Regions from separate parts of the Mus musculus genome. Here region 2 is linked to region 1. Evidence: chromatin loops called from intact Hi-C (ENCODE). Cell type or tissue: heart. All regions are shown on one strand.

Region 1 (4,000 bases):
TGTGTGTGTGTGTGTGTGTGTGTTTTGGGGGGGGGGTCACTTTAAGGAGAAAGGAAATTAATCTCAAACAGCCTCCAGCCCAGGTGAGACCTATGATTATTAATCAGCATGATGAGGCCCCCATCCAATCCAAACTACATCAGACGCAATGCAAGGTGTGCCTTTGGGTATACATCAGGGGGATAAAGAGTACTTGGCACACTCAGCACATTAATTCTTCAACAGACGGTTGTCATGGAATTGTTACTTGGTAAGGAAACTTTTCAATTTCCTGTATGGTTTCATCCTATTGCTCAAGAAATAAGACAATAACAACTTTTTTGAGACTTGGCAGGCAGTCTCAAAAATATGACACTCACAAAGTCTTTCATTTTACTTACAAATGAAGTTGCCACCAAGTGACACTGTCAGCAACTGCATCCCTGAAAATTTCACACTGGGAGTTTTGGCTATTCATAGTGGGAGTCGCCAACCTTTAGAAATGCTAAATGCTCCTGGATATTGCTTTGAAATGTAGAATAAAACAGTTTCCTCCCACACATCAAAGCCCCAACCATATCACACTGATTTAATTCAATTCTAAAAACTCTAATTAGTGGTTACATAAAATGGCTAATTATGCCTCCCTGGGCTCCGACGGTTTCTGCCATGGCACTTACAGAGCCTAGGAGCTGTGTAATCAACACGCCCACTAGAAGGAGAAGGCTAATTAGTATTGTTGATTGGTGACATAACTTATAATATTTTTTCAGCAAACCCCGTAAAACGTATAAACACGTCAGTGAAAACACTAGTCTTCACAGCTAACTTTTGGAATTCGCCTGTAAGGGCGCGCGCACTCCTGACCACAGTCCCCTCAAACGGGTTCAAACTAACGCACGCACCAACCACACAACCATGCCAATAAAGACCCCTGCCACCCCTCCATGAACTTCAGAAGGAGCTCATCTTCGCGATCTGGGCATCACACCCGGTTTGGAGACATGAAAATTGAGATTGCCCGGCTCCGACTCTCCTCTCCTCATCACTTAGCCCACCAGGCTACGGCTCCGCCCCCACTCCTGCTTCCACCACCGACGCTTTTAAATTTTTATAAAGCTTCACACTTCTCTGGGCGCGCTGCTCGGGGCAGTTCAATGGCTGCAGGATGAAATAAGGTTCGACTGGTGTCTAAGGCTGCCCGAGTGCGGCGAGGTTGCCCAGGACAGGGACTCCTCCTTTGGCTGGGACTGGCTGCTCGCCTCTGCTCCGCCCCGGCGCTTTTGAAAGTAAACTACCTGCCTGTTGCGCTCCGCGATGCGCAACTGGCCGCGCCCCCCAGGCCTCCCGGGCTGCGGTTTTGTAAGCGAAGTGAGAAACACGAGCCAGCTCCGTTCCTGTGCTGGAAAACCGGCCAGTTGACCCCGGGTCCTGGCGGGGACCCCCATCGCGTTCTGCCCTGCAAGGCGCGTCCAGCCACTGGTTGCCTCCGACACGCCGTCATTCCCTGGCCACCACCCGGCACGCGCACTCAGGGGCGCACTCCGAAGGCCAGACAAGGCAAAGAAGTCCGAGGTAGCGCAGGCTGCCCCAGGACTCCGAGCACTGGAATGGAGCGGAGAGAGCCCGGGGCAGGGATGGAAGGACCCGCGTCTCGGGGAGCTCGACCCGGAGGAACCCAGGGGTCTCCCGGTCCGAGGGCCCGGACCCCAGTCGGACTGCTGGGGAGCAGGGACACCCGCAGTTGGCCTGACCTCCCACCCAGCTCAGTCTCGAGCCGCCGCGCCGCGCCGCGCCCGCCTCTCCCGGGACTCACCCCGGCGCCGGCCCGTCGCGCTCCACGCCCGCGCTCTCGGCTGCAGCGCCCGGGCTCCGCGGCCTGCGCTGGGCTGCAGTGGAGGCACAGCCCCGCCGCGGCCGCTGGTCTCTGCTGCTTTCCGCTTCCTGTCCCGGCGCCGCCCCGCAGCCCCAGCCCAGCCCTGCTAGCCCGGCGCGGCCGCCAGCCAAGAGCTGCGAGCGCTGCGGGCCCCGCTGCCGGCCCGGCCCACCTGCAGCGGAGGGCGGGGCACGGGGACACACACACACACACACACACACACACACACACACACACACACACACACACACGGCCTGGCCAGGGACTGACATCTCCCCTCCCAAGTGGACCCACTAGCACACAGCCTAACAAATCTCATCCTGAACACACACACACACACACACACACACACACACACACACACACACACGGCCTGGCCAGGGACTGACATCTCCCCTCCCAAGTGGACCCACTAGCACACAGCCTAACAAATTTCATCCTGAATTCCTGAATACATGACGCAGGGGTTGATGTCTCTCCACCCAGCACCCCAACATACCCCCAAGATCACACACGCACGCGCACACACACACACACTTACAATTGTGCATAAAATCCAAGCCCTCATTGTTTGCCATCATTAAAAGCTCCAACCCGCATATCCACATGGCTCAAGAACCAATTTCTACCCCTCCCCCAACTCATACATTTTTCAGCACACATAATACACTTAAACTCCAATGTAGCTCAAGAGATGACCCAGCCCGTAACCACCAACGCCCACAGTCCTACAGCAGCTTCTCCCCGCTCCTCTTCTACCAGAGCAGACATGCCTGCCTACTGGAAACTACCAGGAGAGCGCATCTCTGAAGGCAGGGAGCCAAAAGTTCCAGACCGATTGAGACCACTTCCCTCGCTAAGCTTCCTTTCCCTGTCTGGATAGTGGTGAGGACTCTAATGTCCTTGAAGGGTTGAAATTCTAGTATTAGAAAGTGCAGAACAGTTGGCAACTGTTTTTGTGAATATTCTCACCCTTCTTTCTTAGTCGTCATAGAATCCATGCCCAGAATGACAGATCTATAGCTGCCATGACAAAATGCTCCCGCGAAGGCACGCACAGCGGGAAGTGCTGAATCTGCAGTTTGTTTGCAGGAATGCTGGGGGTGATTTGCCTTGCGAAAATGCAGGCTCTTTGTGAAGTAGCCTTGTTTGGGAACCTGTAGCCTCAGGAAGTCCTTACTGTCTGCTTTTTCCTAACTCCTCTATATTCCATTTTCTCCACCATCCAGGCCACGTCCTTCTAAGTACACCCAGATGTTCACGGTGGCAGGACGATGTTCCACACTCCTAGCCTCCAGACTCCAATGACCCCACCATCTGCATGTACCTGAACTGCAGCCTCTAAATGACTCCGGAGAGCAGATCTAGAGTCCAGCATCCCGTTTCCTCGGGTAAATCCAGCTGTCTGCCCGGCATGCTTAGCTGCTAAGGTGGGAAAGCCAAAGAAGTCTGGAAACGGAGTCCCATTCACCTTACCACTTAGAACCTTCACACGTAAAGCAGAGCAAGACATCCCAGTTCAAGTGTGAGGTTCTCCAGGAGTCCTGTGTAATACTAAGACCCACAATGAATTTTCATGGAATGGCATTCCAGCTTGCTCTGGGTGATTTAAGTAACCTTATAATGTGATGCTTCTGAGAGGGGTCAGGGGAGAAGGATAACCCAGAATATTATAAATGATGAGTTCACGTCAAAGTGCTATCTACTATTTGTTTTTACCCCATGAACTAGAGTTTCAGAGTTGAAAAGTTCAACTGAAGGCATTCAGACACTGAGTGGTGGTCCGTGCAACCGAGCGTTGCACTGGATAGAGCGAGCTACCTGTGGCAGAGCTGTTCAGCACTACTAGCCATTCATCTGACATTGACTCCCCCAGCTACACCTTTATCAATAATTCAGGTGACTCCACGGGCACCACCTGCTACTCTCTTGTTTTGCTAATCCGTTTATTTCAAACTGCATAGGGGAAGAGCAACACTATGCATTGGGTTCTTTTCCAAATGTCAACATGCCTACCTTCCATGCGTGCAACAGCAGCTTCCTGGTCTTATATTTTCCGTCCCTCCCTCCTTCCCCCAAGGCTTGTAATGCTCTACCTGCTATGATCCACCCTATCTACCAAGACCCAACAGTTGTATGACAAAA
Region 2 (4,000 bases), 74 kb before region 1:
AGCTAGAGACTCACCCCACTCCCATTGTAGCTTCAAGTAGTGTCTATGAACAAAAACAACCAGAGTCTGTGGGACACTTTCTAGGCCATTGCTGGTGTCCTTTCACTTAGACTGGCCAGCTCTCCAAAGTGATGTAGGACAAATACTATTTTAGCCCATTTTACACATAGAAAAACTATGACCACCTTAGGTTAACTACTCAAGAACACATGACTAATAAGCATGGATTCTTGGGGTGCAAAGCTATCTGGACCCAAGTCTCATGTCTTCTTTAGTATCTCTTCCTAAAGTGGCTGTGTACCACAGGCTGACACTGTGGTATTGGTGCCTATGTGTGATGATATAACAGTCAAATGACAACTTGTAGGAGTTCTTGTCTTCCACCATATGGGGACTGTCTTAGTCAGGGTTTCTATTCCTGCACAAACATCATGACCAAGAAGCAAGTTGGGGAGGAAAGGGTTTATTCGGCTTACACTTCCATACTGCTGTTCATCACCAAAGGATGCAGGACTGGAACTCAAGCAGGTCAGAAAGCAGGAGCCGATGCAGAGGCCATGGAAGGATATTCTTTACTGGCTTGCTTCCACTGGCTTGCTCAGCCTGCTCTCTTATAGAACTCAAGACTACCAGCCCAGAGATGGTCCCACCCACAAGGAGCCTTTCCCCCTTGATCACTAATTGAGAAAATGCCTTACAGCTGGATCTCGTGGAGGCATCTCCCCAACTTAAGCTCCTTTCTCTGTGATAACTCCAGCCTGTGTCAAGTTGACACCCAAAACCAGCCAGTACAGGTACCAAAGACTAAATCAAGTCATCCGTTAAGTGGCAAGTGCCTTTACCTGCTGAGCCATCACACCTGCCCCAGCAGTTTCTTCTGAAGAAAGAATTATTGTATTGCAGAATAATTTATAAGACAGGACTAAAGAGCCTTCCATTAGTAGCCCCAAGGCAACGCCATTGCATAAGGGGGCTATAACTTGTTTTCTTTCCATCTGTTCATTTGGTCTGAGGAATTTCAATAGAGATGAAGGAGATAGAATAAAATAGTGGTAACCAAGCTGGTCAGTAGTTGGTGACACTCATTTCTTCTTGGTATGGCTATGTTTTCCATCTTTTACTGAGTTTTCAAGAGGTTTATAGACTTGGGCTCTTTTGAGTTGGTAGAAGTTATATTAGTAAGAATTTGTTGCACTGTGTTAAGAAGGGAGTTGGTAAAGTGAAGGTTGCTTTCCCAGATTAAATACTAAGGGTTGAAAGGAGAAACGGTCTCAAAGTATAATACCTTGGGGCAGGAGGAGCGGCTAGGCTTGTTAAGGCAATCGTTGCACAGGCCTGGGAAGCTGGGAACCCCAAGAACTCACATAAAATTGGAAGGAAAGGACTGATTCCACAAGGTTCTCTGACTTCCACATGCATGCTGTAGCATGCTCCTTTCCCCTCATCAGAATCACACAATAATAACAACAACAACAATAACAATATAAAAATTCACAACGCCAAGCCAGGACATTCATTGTAAGGCAGGAACATATAAACAGCTGAGGAATCTGCAGGGGAGCATGGTGGATCCCGCAGCCCCTGCTCCTTGGAGTCTGGTGCATGGCCACTACATACCTAGGCTCGTTTTAACCTCTTTATGCACATTCACCGCACGCAGCAGCATTGAGCTTGTTCAAACAGTGCCACTCACTGTTGATGCTATGGACTATATCTGTATCTCACCCAAATTCATGGTTTGAAAGCATGATGTCAAGTGTGGGGACTTTGGAAGTTCAATGGTCACCATGTCAGAGCCATTGTAGTTAGAGTTGCCCAGATGAAAGAAGCCCCAAGTTGTGCATGGTGAATCATGCATGCCCAAGTTGTGCATGGTGAATCATGCATGCACTTGCAGCAGGAGGCTAGTAAGTTGGAGGCCAGCTTGTGCTACATAGTGAATTTGGAGCCAGCTGGGGTTACTTAGAGAGTTGCTATCCAACAAACAGAGAGAGAGAGAGAGAGAGAGAGAGAGGCTCAAAAAGACCGAAGACACTGAGGAGGGTGCCTTTGGCTTCCCACCCCCCAGAACAGTAAGACATAATCCTCCTGGATTCCTGCTATTACTAAGCTACCCTGTGTACGACCCTTATGACTCACAGGATGGACCAGCAGAGGGCGTTGGGCTAGACAGAAGCAGCCAATTGCACTTGGGTCTCCGCTTGCTCTATGGCTTTGATAAGTCACTAGGATTCTTTAAAGTACCGAATAGGAACACGATGTGCATTTGCAATTCAGAGTCCAGGGATTCACAAAGAACTTACCAGTTCTGCTTGCACTCATTTGGTGCATAGACATACATTCAGATCTCACCAGTTCTTTTGTGGCCAGTGGTAGATATTGTTGCCATTTTGGTGACTATTTTAAGGCAGAGTGCCTTCTGCCAGGGAGCTTATCATACAGCTGTGGAGGGAAGATTTCTCCAACTCAAAAGAGAATGTCCAGCTGGGAGGTGACATATCCCAGCAATCAGAAGTAGGGGGGTGGGGGGGAATCTGTTGTGAGTTTGAAGCCAGCCAGGTCTACATAGGGAGCTCTAGGTCAGCCAGAGAAACATGGTGAGATCCTGTCTCAAATAAAATAAAATGTAATGAACAAAAGAGAATTCCCATGACACATTGAATCTCACTGCTTTGTAAGCTAACTTTAATAGGAAGAAAGAAAAAAGAAAGGAAAGGAAAGAAAGAGAAGAAAACAGAAAAGAAAGGAAAAAAAAAATAGATTCAAGACACCACTGTCTCCAGGCCAGCTGGGTGATCTACAGAGCCCAGGCTCTAGGCTCAGAGAACACTGTCACCCTGGCCCATGGCACTCGTTTTCCCTGTGTACACTGATACTCACCAAGCAACTGGATAACTCATGGGCTTGCGTGGATAACTGCATTGTGGGTTTATTGAGGAAAACTCCCAGCATGTAGCACAGGCCCTGCATCGCCACAGGTGCCCAATACCGGCTCATGCCCCCATTGCTGAGATGCTTGCAGAGAGCGTCTCTGTAACTCTGTTACCTAGGGCCCATCTCAGCTGAGAGTAGTGACAGGCATACTTGGAATAGCCTGTCAGAAAATGAATATGGATTCTTAATTCTAAAACCAATTTCCAAGTGCACTCTGGAAGGGCAGGCAGAAATGAAGCCTGCTTCACAGAGTTATGGGTGCTCAATTCCAGCTGATGGCAGGCGACAGAGACATGGGACCGCCTAATGAGACCTGATCGGGATAGTCTGTGTGGCGGTAATAGCAAATGTACAGCCGTGAACCTCAGCCTCTCTCTCTGGTCACTGCTGGGTTTTCCTAATAACCCGGTGCACACACATATATGTCTGTAACATTCAACTCCCCAGGGGATCGGGCCAACGCAGAGCCCACTCTTGTTTTTAATAATAATATTTTCTATTTAATCTATCTTGGAATTTTGGGAGGTTTTGTTCATCCCAAACTCAAAGGGAGAAAATTAGCATTTAGATAGGATTGCAGGAGCATTAAAATCAATCGAAATGGAAATGGTTGGAGGGGGTTGGGTCCCCACCCCCATAGGAAGACTCTGTTATGACACTAGGCTTCCCAGTGAATACCTCTCTCTTGGCAGCTGCCATCAGTATGCACTTGGCTTTGTTTCTCCCTCTCATAGCATGGAGTCTCCAGAGGGTCACATTTCCTATACAAGAGGCTGCTCCAAACTCTCACTCTTTCTTCCCTGGTCATAATCAACACACAGGCAGCCTTCCTGCCCTAGATGTAAATATGAAATTCTCTGTGCTATCTGACAAGCTCCCTAGTTTGCTTTCCTTTCTCTGGCAATCCCTCCTAGGGCACATCCTCAAACAACCATAGTCCCAAATTCCAACCCCTCCTTGGAGCTCCCCACATTCATAGAGATGTTCCCGTTGAGGGCTGAGGAGATGGCTCAGGGGCTAAGAACATACTGTTCTTGTAGAAGACCTGGCTTCTGATCCCAACACT

What was found. Hi-C counts contacts between places; a loop is a spot of excess contacts. Peaks named below come from ENCODE experiments on the same cell type or tissue, not always from the same donor. Only the 100,000 strongest peaks of a DNase experiment are listed, where the experiment ranks them.
Region 2: it touches region 1 in a loop (1.8-fold over the local background); 1 of 42 quality-filtered maps calls a loop at or near these places.

What each region holds. Positions count from the first base shown.
Region 1 is chr3:102,202,717-102,206,716 of GRCm38, forward strand. It overlaps Vangl1 (VANGL planar cell polarity 1), which reads right to left and starts at 1,977. Exons shown (of 8, transcript NM_177545.5): 1 at 1,796-1,977. Gm16160 (a long non-coding RNA gene) reads left to right here and starts at 1,124. Exons shown (of 3, transcript XR_375921.3): 1 at 1,124-1,554; 2 at 3,085-4,000. In heart, no CTCF peak of the experiment used is centred here; DNase peaks (open chromatin) are centred at 1,005, 1,485 and 1,925; H3K4me3 peaks cover 2,943 bases; H3K27ac peaks cover 2,549 bases.
Region 2 is chr3:102,128,527-102,132,526 of GRCm38, forward strand. The region is part of intron 7 of Casq2 (calsequestrin 2); the gene reads left to right. Among named protein-coding and RNA genes, the nearest start is that of Casq2, 44 kb to the left of the region's middle. In heart, a CTCF peak has its summit at 2,157 (motif pointing right); no DNase peak of the experiment used is centred here.